2 separate regions of the Homo sapiens genome follow, and region 2 is linked to region 1. A link is a contact called in ENCODE Hi-C or POLR2A ChIA-PET data. All regions are on one chromosome and are shown on one strand. The core of a region is the stretch at or near the end of the contact, and the rest is flanking DNA. Distances in the headings are between cores, read along the strand shown.

Region 1 (6,256 bases), core at 1,674-4,173:
GGGCCAAGAGTTGTGTGGGCTATTTCATACTGCGTGGTTTGGCAAAGTCCTCTCTGAAGAAGTGACAATTGAGTGAAGACAATGACAAGAAGGAGCCAGCCACTGGAAAAGCAAGGGGAAAAGCATTACAAAGAGAAGGGACTCTCTGTTTAAAGCTGGCGAAGGAAAAAAAATTTTTTTTTAAATAAAGAGAAGGAACACTCAGTATAAAGGACCAAAGGTGAGAACAACCTTGGCGTGTTCTGGAAACAGAGGCCAATGTAGCTGGAGCTACATTCCTTTACATTGAAAGGAAATAAATGAAAGGAAGAGTCGAAGGAGCTGATTGATGTTCAGATCAGATTATGTCTGTATTGATTGCTTTTGTTTTTATATGACAAGCTTGTGGTCATTTTTAAAAATAAAAATAACATATTAATGCTTTTAAAAAAAAGATTAAGAGAATCTGACAGACCAGCTCCATCACTGGCTGTGTCACCTTAGTCAAGTTAATCTCACTAAGCCTCAGTTTCTTCACTTGTAAAATGAGGAAAAGTACACTCACCTCAGAGGGCCGAAGTGCAAATTAAATTAAACCTATTTAAAAGGCTGTTTTTGTTAAGACTCTTTTGGATGCAAGGAACAGAAACCCAGTGAAGCTAGATCACGAATCAGAAATCCAAGGGCAGGAAGTGAAGTACAGATAAAGCTTATTAAGCCTGGAGCTGCAGGAAATTTCTGGATGAGGCATGGACCCTCTGCTCTGGAGCTTTACCATTAATGTAATTCATCTGCACTACATGTCTGCTTCTCTCTGTACATCTGCCCCAGCTTCCTCATTCAGCCAACCACCTTGAACTGCTCCCCCAGGATTTTAACAGGCACTTGACCTGATTCATAATGCTGCACCCACCTACCCAGCATCCTGGTCTACTGGACCTGTCAGCTCAGCTCCCCACAACTAACTGGCAACTCTCCTCTGGATCTCTTATTTCACATTCCCAAGAGAGCAATCTGATTGGCCCACCTCATCTTCTAAAGCTGGGCCATACAACTCACAGGTTGTGGGCTGGCCTTGGATCAGGTGCTGTATCCTAAAGGAAGGGTGGATGTAATACATAGTTAGTCCTTGCTTGATCATTTGGTAGGAGCTGTAAGTAGAGCCAGTGCTCCCAGAAGGGGATGTAAAGATGGCCAGTGGCCATCAAAGATAGTGGTGGCATCTCTGATGCATGTGTGCAGCAGAGTGACTGGAACATGGCAGGTGTTCAACAAATAGTCATAATTATTCACGGTAACATTATGCCACCTCTTACAGGAAGCCTTCCCAGAACTCTTAAGGTTCCCAAACTTTTTCACCCAGATCAGGACCCCTACTGCAGGAATCATCCAATTAAGAAATCAATGAAATTTCATTATACAGGACAGACTTTTATGGCCTTCTAGGTATAAAGCACTGTACTGGGCACTGGGAGGAAGGATACACAAATGAATGAGGCCCTTATCCTGGCCTCAAGGAGCTCTGAGGATAGTAAAAGGTAAAAGGCAAACTGAGCCATGAGAAATCCACAGATAGGGAGCTCTGGGAGTTCAGAGAAGGGCAAAAACTGTTGTTTATCCGTATGTATGCCTGTCTCCTGGATACCTCCCTTTAGATGTCCCAAAGGCACCTCGAACTAAATGTATTTAAAACTGATCTCATCTGCTCCCTCCCAAACCTGTTCCTCTTCTCAGATTCCCTGTCTCAGTGAGGCAAGTTCATCCAACCCAGTTGCTCAAGCTTGAAACCTGAGCTGCACCCGCTCACAATGTCAGCTGTTGCAGTTGCTAAAGTTGTCCCCGAACCTTTGGTGTGTGTTTGCCTTGCCCCAAAGGTCAGAACTAATAATAAACTTCTGCATTGCTGCAGGATACGGAAATTAAAACCAGCCTGGAGACAGACAAGACCCGGAGTCCACCAGGTTTGATTTCGGACTTGGCTTCTGATGTCAACGGGTATGATCCCTTTCAGGAAAGCGGGTCGACAAGAGCCTAAAACATGTTTATGACATTTTCCTGGTAATTCTGCTCCTAAATCGATATCCACCCACCCCTACTCCTACAGGAAAAGCTCTAAGCACAAAATTATTCCTTGCAGAGATATATTTTGGTGGTCAAACACTAGAAAGTAGTTTTAATATCCAACAAGAGAAGGGTTAAGTGAATTGTGGCACAGCTGTCTAATGGAACATTCTACAACCATTGCTGAGAGATGACGGCTGTGGAGATTCTATAGCAACAGAGAAAAATTATTATGCCATAACTAAGGATGCAGGGTTGTGTGTACACTCTGACTGCAACAACCTAAAAACTGCATGGCCTCAAGCTCTGCTGATGGACATTTAAAATTTCTCCTCTATTATTACTTTTTAAAAAGGCCTTAACTTTATGTCATGTATGGGTATCTCTGGGTTTGGGGTTTTTGGCTTGTTGTTTTCGTTTTTTCAGTCTTTTCCTTCCGTCAATCAACCGCCTTAAAAATGTGTCTTCTTTGTACCAGGCCCTCCCCGAGGTGCTGGTGATTCAAAGGTCAATCACCCACAACTCTTTCTCTGGGATGTCAGGGCAGAAGAGGAAACAGATACAAAAATAAACAGTTTCAAAAATATATGGGCCAGTCTTTATGGGCCCACTTGTGGACGTACGCAGGCACGGTCACCCCCTGGCGGCCACTCGACTACCAGCTCTTGGGTGGCTCTAACCTCTGGACAGCGGCTTCCACTCTCGGTGGCCAGCCCCAGCCTCGTTCTCCGAGAGAGTCCAAGACTCCTCCCTCTCCCTCCTTCTGGGGCCCTCCATCCCCTAGTAGGCGTCTCAGCCTGGGCCTGGCCCAGACAAATCCGACCCTGTTACTCTCACCGGAGCTCCTCCCTCCCCGAAAGCCTCACTCCGGCTGTGAGCTGCAAGATTACGTCATTGTCAATGGTTCGCATGCGCCCTCACCACTGGACAATTGGCGCACCCCTGCCGCAGGCGGGCGTAGCTTCGGGCTCCGGGGTTCTCCCTTTTCCTTTCCTGATGTTTTTTTTAAAGTGGCGACACACTACTTGTAAGAGACGCTGGTAAACTCGTGGCTTTAGGAGGAAATGGGAGCCAAGAAAAGCTGCAAAGCTCAAGGCTCACGACCGCTTGCTCGCCATTGTCCCACTCACTTCCGAAAGAGATAACGCCCCTTTCCGACTCTTTTGGCCTCCCCGCTCCAAGAGTGAGAATCGAAGCCCCGCCCCGTGAGCGTCTAGTCCCAAGATAACCCAGCTGCGCTTGCGAGTGCAAGTACACTGGGGCGGGGCTGACAGGAGGCTGATGCAATCGAGTCGGGCGGGCGGGGCACGTCGGATGAAAGTGGGTACCGGAAGAAAAGGGGTTATTTCAGCAGGCTTAGTAACCCTATTCAAAGTAAGACCTTAATATATAAGTAAAAGTTCGTGCCTGATTTGGAGAGCTCTTTGACTATTAAATTTTTTTTAATGTAACGCCTGTAATCCCAGCACTTTGGGAGGCCAAGGTGGGTGGATCACTTGAGTCCATGAGTTTGAGACCAGCATGGGCAACACAGTGAGACCCTCCCTCTCTATTTTATTTTAAAAAACATTATTTTAAAGGTATATATCCTATTGGCTCAGCAATCCCATTTCCATATATATACATCCAAGACTCCTAGAGAAGTGTATGCGGATCACCTACAGGGCTTTGTTAAAACACAGATTGTTGTGGCCCATCTACTATCAGAGATTAGGAACTTGTGTTTCTAACAACTTCCAGGGTAATGCTGGGGCAAACTGGTTCAAGACCACACTTTAAGAACCTTAGATCTAGAGGACAAAAAACTGCAAGGAGCCTTATGAACAAGTGTAAGCCGTGCTGATTTGTTGGCAATAACGAAAAATTGAAAGTATCAGTGGGGGCAGGAGATGGTTGATAAACTTATCAGTTTAAAATGGGCTATATATAGGCCGGGCATGGTGGCTGACGGCTGTAATGCCAATACTTTGAGAGGCCGAGGTGGGTGGATCACCTGAGGTCAGAAGTTCGAGACCAGCATGGTGAAACCCCGTCTCTACTAAAAATACAAAAATTAGCCAGGCGCCTGTAATCCCAGCTACTCAGAAGGCTGAAGCAGGAGAAACGCTTGAACCCGGGAGGCGGAGGTTGCAGTGGGCCGGAGATTGCGCCACTGCACTCCAGCCTGGGCAACAGAGCCAGACTATCTCAATTAATTAATTAATTAATTTAATGAGCTATATATAAACTGACATGGAAAGATATCGAAGGTGATGATGATAGTAGTGAGGGTGGTGATGATGATACTTAATGTTTATTGAGCACTTACACTGTATCAGGCACTGTGTGAAGGATTTTACATTTCTTACCTCATTTTCTACAGCAATTCTCAGGAATGTGGACTGTGTCTAATTCGCTGTATATTTTTAGTCCAGAACAGGGTCTGGCACCCAGGATCTTGTCAGTAAATGTTTGTGGCCTCATGTGATCAGATCCAGTCCCACAAGTTCACAGTCCCAAGAGTTTAGGACTTCACAGCCCAAACAATATTTCAAAAAATTGCAAAGGATGGATAAAATATTGCGGAAGAAGGACACTAAAAACAAACTACTGCCTTCTATCACCATCATTTTAAGAAAAGACAATTACACATAATCCCCCATTAAAGGAACGAACTTTTTAATTTATCTTTAATATGAAAATTTTTAACATATGCAAAAGTAGAAAGAAGAGTAAATGAACCCCCAAGTACCTCTCACCCAGCTTCTCAATTATCACCTCCTGGCCAAGCATCTTACATCTCAAACCCCAACACACATCGTATCCCAGATTACTTTGAAGCAAATGCTAGACGCCATTTTCTCCATAAATATTTGAGTTCATGTGTTTAAAATATAAGAACTCTTTTATAATAATAACCATAATACCACAGAATATCTAAAAATTTAAGAATAATTTCCTAATATTATAAAATATCCAAGTATTTACATTTCCCTGATTTATACATATCTTTTGCAGTTTTGCACAAATTAGCAAGTAAATAAGATAAAGCAGAGGCCTTTAAATCAAATATACACTACAGTGTCCTTTTTATCTTCATTTTACTGCAGATTGGCAAAAACTATATCAGGCCCTTGCACAAGATGACAGACCAGTATTGGGAACTACTGGCATAACATTCATTCAAAAGTAGATAGTGAGATATATATGTGTGTGTGTGTGCATGCACATGTGTGCACACATGTGTGTATATGTGTGTATACATACAAACTGCAAAATATATATGTGTGTATACACACACACAGCCTGACACTTCTAGCGGTACACAAGGGTAAATAAGACAGATGCAGTCCCTGTACTCCTGGAGCCAACATTCTACTGAGAGAAACAGACAATTACCAAGTCAAGAAATACATTTGGAATTTAATTTCGGGGTCATAATATGTACAATGAAAAAAATAAAGAAGGAAGATAAGGCAGTAGAAAATGATGGAGGCAGTAGTACATTGGCAAAATGGTGAAGTAGGCAGCTCCAAGCTCTTGTTCCCCTACAGAAACTGATAATCAAGCAGAAACTGACAGAACCAACTTTCTCAAAACTCTGGAAAACAATGAAAAGTTTATAGCAACCAAGCAAATGCTGAATAAAGAAAAAGGCAATAACAGATGCCAGTGAGGTTGCAGAGAAAAGGGAACACTTATACACTTATGGTGGAAATGTAAATTAGTTCAGCCACTGTGGAAAGCAGTGTGATTTCTCAAAGAACTTAAAACAGAGCTACCATTTGACTGAGCAATCCCATTACTGGAAGTCTCATATACCCAAAGGAAAATAAACCATTCTACTAAAAAGACACATGCATGTGTATGTTCATCACAGTGCTATTCACAATAGCAAAGATACAGAATCAACCTAGATGCCCATCAACAGTGGATTGGATAAAGAAAATGTGATACATATATACTGTGGAATACTGTGCAGCCATAAAAAAGAATGAAATCATGTCTTTTGCAGCAATATGAATGCAGCTTGAGGTCATCATCCTAAGCAAATTAACACAGGAACAGGGAACCAAATACCACATCTCACTTATAAGTGGGAGCTAAACATTGAGTACACATGGACATAAAAATGGGAACAATAGACACTGGGGACTACTAGAGGTGGGAGGGGGAGGGGGCCAGGGTTGAAAAACTACCTATTGTATACTATGCTCACTACCTGGGTGATGGGATC
Region 2 (6,377 bases), core at 1,420-3,919, 140 kb after region 1:
TTTGAGCCAGTAGAGACTCACTGAAGGGTCCTAAACATGGGAGTGATATAATTTGATTTAACTTTTATTTAATTATATATATATATATATATATTTTTTTTTTTTTTTTTTTTTTTGAGACGAGTCTCGCTCTGTCGCCCAGGCTGGAAGCAGCATGATCTTGGCTCACTGCAACCTCCGCCTCCCGGGTTCAAGCAATTCTCTGCCTCAGCCTCCCAAGTAGCTGGGATTACAGGCATCCGCCCCCATGCCCGGCTAATTTTTGTATTTTTGGTAGAGATGGGGTTTCACCATTTTGGCCAGGCTGATCTCGAACTCCTGACCTGAAGTGATCCACCCACCTCGGCTTACCAAAGTGCTGGTATTACAGGTGTGAGCCACCGCACCCGGCCTTATTTATGTTTTCAAAAGATATACACTGCCTATAGTGTAGAGAATAGATTCCAGAGAACAAGACTGAAATAGGGAGGCTGTGACAGTATTGCAGGTTAGAAATGGTTCTGGTCTAAACCAGGGTAGTGGCCCCAGAAATGTAGAGACTACATAAATAGATTTGGTAGGAGGTCAAAATGATGGGACTTGGTGACTGCATGGGTGATGGAGGAGAGAAAAGAATTAAGGGTGTAACCCGGGTTTCTGCTTTGACTGGGGTCATTCACTAAGGTAAGACACAAAGAAGGACAAACAGGTTGGAAGGAGGATGCCTTGAGTTGGGAAGAAGCTGAGGTTTTAGGTGTCTCTGGGATATTCAGGTAGAGCTGCCTAATAACCAGTTGAATGCATGGGTCAGGAGAAATATCTGGTTTTGAGGTATCAATTTGGGAGTCATCAGCAAAGATATGATCATTGAAGCCAGGGGAGCAAATGAGATAAAGAAAAGAGCGGCCTGTAATCCGAGGCTTCTCTTTCCTCAAGTGGATCACTTGAGGTCAGTAGTTGGAGACCTGCCTGGCCAATATGGCAAAACCCCGTCTCTACTAAAAATACAAAAATTATTCGGGCTTGGTGGTGCATGCCTGTAATGCCAGCTACTTGGGAGGCTGAGGCAGAAGAATAGCTTGAACCCGGTAGGCGGAAGTTGCAGTGAGCCTAGATCGCGCCACTGCACTCCAGCCTAGGCGACAGAGCAAGACTCTGTCTCAGAAAGAAAGAAAGAAAAAAAAATCACATGTAGAGAGAGGACAAGAGCGCTCAGGCCAAAGCCCTGAAGAGCACCAGCATAAAGCGTTGGACAAAGAGGAGCCTGGAAAGTAAAAAAAGAATTACTAAGGAAGTAGAAGAAAAACAAGGAAAGTGCAGTGTCATGGAAGTGGTTTAAGGAGGAGGGAGTGGTCAACAGTGCCAAATGCTATCAAGAAACCAAGTAGGATAACCTCTGAAAAGATTCTATGGGGGCTGGGCGCGGTGGCTGACGCCTGTAATCCCAGCACTTTGGGAGACAGAGGCCGGCGAATTACAAGGTTAGAAGTTCGAGACAAGCCTGGCCAGTATGGTGAAACCCCGTCTCTACTAAAAATACAAAAAAATAGCTGGGCGTAGCTACTCGGGAGGCTGAGGCAGAAGAATCGCTTGAACCCAGGAGGCGGAGATTGTAGTGAGCCGAGATCGTGCCGCTGCATTCCAGCCTGGGCGACAGAGTGAGACTCTTGTCTCAAAAAAAAAAAAAAAGAAAAGATTCTATGGGATTTAGTGAGATGTTTCATGGCAGACCCTGATGAGAGAGAGCAGTTTCAAGCAAGTAGTGGAGGCAGATTGGAGTGGGTTGAAAGATAAGTGGGAGGTGGGAAAATGAAGACAGTTGGGTGTAGGCAACTCTTTTGAGAAGTTTGTAGAAGAGAAGAGAAGGAGGTGGTTGGAGAGGCAGAATTCTTGGTAATTGTTTATTTGTTTTTAGATGGAAGAGGTCTATGTTTAGATGCTGTTGGGAAGGAGCAAGGACAAATTCCTAGGCTTCGTAGCAAAAAGTCAAGAGCTTCCTCTACGGTGGCTCTGTTTACTCTCTGCAGCAGGTCAGGTTATTTGCTGAGGGTTACAGGGCAGATGGAGCACTTGGGGTTTGAGGGGAAAGGAGAAGGTTTGAAATGGTCACTGTGGAGAACAGAGGGAGAGCTGACTAGTAGGGTTGTGGGTCAAAACTGAGGGCCTGGTAGAAGCTGGGAACCATGGGTTTATAGTGGCACAAATCTGTGAAGTTGAATAGTTTTCCCCAGCAATGTTTAGCTGCCTGGGCGCAGGCATGGAAAAGGCGGACAGTTGGACCGATTCAAGACTGGGATGTTGCCAGGCGGATGCGACAAATCAGGGAACTGAGGGTATTTAAGAAAGTGACTAAGTAAGGGACCAAGATATCTGGTCTGAGCAAAGTGAAGGAGAATCAGAGACAGGTCCTCTATGAGCCAAGCCCTAGGAACACTCAGGAACATGAAGAAAGGGTTTTGGAAAAGAGAGTGAACGGCAAGCAGAGGGGGGAAGACCTGAGATGGGATGGAAGGGCAGATATGGGGGGAGGGGGTTGAGCCCGGAGACTTGCCTGTGGGGAAAGCAGGCTGAGGGGGAATTTTTTAAGGGGCAGGAGGGCCTTGAGAGCGGTAGCAGCGAGAAGTGAGGCGGCCCCGAGCGAGGGGGCGTGGTCAGGCGCAAATCCCGGGCGAGGGGGCGGGGCCCCGGTAACTGGGTCCCAGTGCCGCTGTGGCTGCGGCTGCCTCTGCGAGGCTCCCGCCTCCCCACCCCCCTTCCCAGGGCTCCTTCCCGCCCGCCGCCGCCGAGACCCAGGCTGAAGCTGGGGAGGACGGTGGAGCCCGGCCCAGGCCGTTCTCCTGCCCCCGCGGCTGGAGCATCGTCTGGGACTACTGGCTGAAGGCGAGCCCCGCAGCCCAAGCGCAGCGCACACGCGCGCCCCCGGCCACCGCCGTTCTCTCTTCCCTCCCCTCCTCTCCCCTCCCCTCTCCTCCGCCCCCGGCCTCGGCTGCGGCGGGAGGAAGAACGCTTCCCAACCAGCCAGGAGAGCCCAGATCTATTCCCATTCGGGGAGAAAGAAGAGACCCCGCACTTGGATCCGACCGACTTCTCGCCCCGGGGCCACGGAAGTGGCTCGCCGTCCACCGGAGAGTCCCCGCCGAGCGTAGCCCTCCAACCCTCGCCCAACCGCAGCCGCATAGACAGCGCTCCCCAGCGGGCCCCCGGCCCCGCCGAGCCCACTCCCCGCGCGGGGCCGGGGCCGGGGCCGGCGATGCCTGGCACGGCAGCGGCGGTGGCCGCGGCTGCTGCTGCTGCTACTGCCACCGCTGCCACGGCTGCTGGCCCGGGCCCGGGCTGGGGGCTTGAGTCTCTGCAGTGGGGCTGAGCCCGCAGTCCCGCCCCCCGATCCTGAGGCCGCTGCTCCGCCGGGCGCCGGGCCTCCTCCGCCCGCGCCTCCGCCCCAGGAGCTGGAGCCAAGCGGGGAGCTCGGGCCCCGCGCCCAGGCCCGGACCATGCATGGCCACCGAGCCCCGGGGGGCGCCGGGCCTTCGGAGCCCGAACACCCGGCCACGAACCCGCCGGGCGCCGCTCCGCCGGCCTGTGCCGACTCGGACCCTGGAGCCTCGGAACCCGGACTGCTGGCGCGCAGGGGCTCAGGTTCGGCTCTTGGCGGCCCACTGGATCCCCAGTTTGTCGGACCCTCGGACACCAGCCTGGGCGCTGCTCCAGGCCACCGGGTCTTGCCCTGCGGTCCCAGTCCACAGCACCACCGGGCCCTGCGCTTCTCTTACCACCTGGAGGGCTCGCAGCCTCGGCCTGGTGAGTGAGCGACTGAGAGAGCATGGGAGCCCGGGCCACGGGCCTGGTACTGGGAGCGGGTTCTTGTTCTCGAGCCCTCTAAGCCCCACCTCGGAACAGGCTCGCTTACCTCGGCCCTTTGGGTTCCCTCAAACCCCTCCTCCTCCCCACGTCCCTTGGCCTTATGTCCAGTCCTTTCAACCTCTGTCCCCATCTCCTCTCTCTGTCCCTTGTGCCCCTCAACCTCTCCAACCCCCTTCTCCTCTGTCTGCTGAGGCTAATGGGAGAGGGAGCACTCGCGAGAAAAAGAGGGAGGATTGCAAGGCAGCAATCCTTGGATATTTGGTTGGGGAAACCAGGGTTTCGTTTGGAGAACAGAAGAAAAAAAGGAGCCTTACATTTGCCAAGCGCCTACATTGTACCAGGCACTGGACTGGGTGCTTTACATGGATTTTCATTTCAGCTTCAGGAACCCTCATGAAGTAGATACCATTAGTCCCATTTTGTAGGGAAGGAAACTGAAGCTCAGAGAAGTTAAGCAACTTGCCCAAGGTCACACAGCTAGTATGGAGCCACGATTCAAACCAGATCTGTTTGTGTCCAAAGTCTGTGGTCTTTCTGCTTCCCCAAACTGAGGCTGGAGACCATGAAAGTAATGCCAAGCCTTCTGCTTATGTGATTTTCTCCTGTACTATTCAGCAGCCCTGGAGTATGAGCGGAAAAAAAAAAAAAAAAAAAAAAAAAGAAAGACGGTGGATTGATCCAAGGTTGAGATTTTGCCAGGTGTGTGTGGCGGGAGAACAAGGGAAGGAAGGAGTAGAAGGTGCTGAGAGAGAAAGGTGGAAGAGGTGGGCCTTGGGAGTCAGGCTAGAGGAGAAGGCTGGAGGGGCTGATAGGTAGGGAGACAGCAGAAAAGCCAACAGAGGCAGAAGCCAGTTGTAGCAGGAGCTGGAGAGCTGCAGGTCCACGAGGTTGGTTGTGATGTGAAATCAGGATGGTTTCTTGGATTTGAAAAGGTGGAGCAGCTTTAAGTCAGGCTGAGGCCACAGACCACTGCCTTTGTGCTACACAGACCTGAGTGTCTGAGGAGCACAGCAGGACCTTCCCCATCTGGGGACATTCTCATACGGGCCTGAGCCCAGGAGCCACAGAAGAAGAGCAGCGCACATCTGCCCTGCCTTCCACTGGGACTGAAGGAGTTGTTAAGCCCTTGGGGGCTCCCGGGTTCACACCTCAGGCTCCACAGATCTCTGGGACCGTGGCCTTGCACCAGGTAGCAGTAGTGAAGTATAAAGCATGGGTAGGATGTGCCTTTTGGTGCCTTCATGACCTTGGGCTAGTCATGGAACCTCTGGGAGATTTCAGGGGGCTCCCTCAGTGTGGGCTGAAGATAACCAGCTGGCAACAGGCCCTTAACACCTTGGCCTGCATGTTACTTCTGCTGGCTTTCCAAACTCCCCTTGACACTGTGTAAAGCCAGTGCCTTTTTGCAGCTGCCAAAACAGGCCACAAGCACTCCCACCCCAGGACTTTTGCATTGGCTTTTCCTTCTGGCTGGAAGCTCTTCCCCTAGCCCTCCACCTGGCTTGCTCCTCGTCTTGCATGTCTCAGGTCAAATGTCACCTCTTCCAAGAGACTGTCCCTAACCACTTTAGGTAGGGCCACTTGTGAGTCTCCATCAGAGACTGTGAGTGTGCTTCCATCTTTGCACTTAGTACAATCTGAAATTATCTTATTGTATGTGTCTACTCGTTTATTGCCTATCTTCCTCTACTAGAATGTGAGCTCCATGGGGGCAAGGCGATTATATCTCTTTTGCTCACTGTTGTATCCCCAGCAACTAGCGCAGTGCCTAACACGCAGTAGGTGTTCAAGAAATCCTCATTAAATAAATGCCTAAACAGATACTAAAGAAGCACATAGTAGGCCCTCAGTAACTATTGCCTAAAAGAAGGACACCAAATTCCTGCCCTCTGGATACTCTTGATCTGAAAGTCAGTAGCTGGGCAATGTCTAGACCCCCAGTCTCTGGCCTCTGTAATCAATACAAGGTGATGATTCTGAGTATGCCTTCCCAATCCACCAATTCATTCAAATTACAAATCATAATACCCTTCCTAAACCACTCTCCTCCTCCCCAAAAAGGCAACACAGAGTTCCCAGGATCCTTTTCCCCAACGAAGTCCTTGCCTCTGTAATTGCATAGTGGGTGTCTTTTTTTTTTTTTTTTTTGATTCAAGATGGGGATTAGGAATAAGACAAGTGTCAGGGAAGGACCTGGCCTCCTATTCTAACTAATTCACTTTGTGACCCTGGGTGAGTGACTTTTCTTCTCTGAACCTCAGTTTCTTCATCTAGAGAATGCAATGAGGAGTCTATGAATTAATGGTTGTAAAGCCTGCAGCATGGTATAAATCCTCAGCAACCAGGAGTTTAAAAAAATAAAATTAAGTTAAAAAATAAGAGAAAAACCTTCTGAAGAAGAGGCGGAGGAATTACTCAGGCCCTGACTAGGCGGGCGCCGGGCCATGTGATTCACTGCAGCATGGGTTGTGAGAGGCCACCTCCCCCACTGCCCAGCCGGCCCAGGGGTAGGCACAAGTGACTTGGCTTCTCTCTCC

Evidence for each region. Hi-C counts contacts between places; a loop is a spot of excess contacts on that map. ChIA-PET counts read pairs that join two places held with the same protein, here RNA polymerase II (POLR2A). Pooled maps may share reads with other maps.
Region 2: a loop to region 1 is called in a map of endothelial cell of umbilical vein, with 7 times the contacts of the local background. The contact joins the promoter of FGD1 here to the enhancer-like site in region 1. A Hi-C loop is called at or near these places in 2 of 168 maps with a recorded cell type or tissue (ascending aorta and endothelial cell of umbilical vein) and 14 of 50 pooled maps. POLR2A ChIA-PET finds 5 or more read pairs at or near these places in 4 of 52 experiments (H1, WTC11 and activated CD4-positive, alpha-beta T cell).

What each region holds. Positions count from the first base shown.
Region 1 is chrX:54,636,463-54,642,718 of GRCh38, reverse strand. It overlaps a transcript of GNL3L not described here. Among named protein-coding and RNA genes, the nearest start is that of GNL3L, 110 kb to the right of the region's middle. RefSeq lists enhancers at 2,775-3,024, 3,315-3,444, 3,011-3,536. Within about 2 kb of position 2,923, at least 40 of the 41 ENCODE cell types and tissues checked have a DNase peak (open chromatin) inside an H3K27ac peak, as active enhancers do; they include ascending aorta and endothelial cell of umbilical vein, where a contact is called at or near this core.
Region 2 is chrX:54,492,526-54,498,902 of GRCh38, reverse strand. It overlaps FGD1 (FYVE, RhoGEF and PH domain containing 1), which reads left to right and starts at 2,669. Exons shown (of 18, transcript NM_004463.3): 1 at 2,669-3,777. The coding sequence starts at 3,471. RefSeq lists a silencer at 2,557-2,606.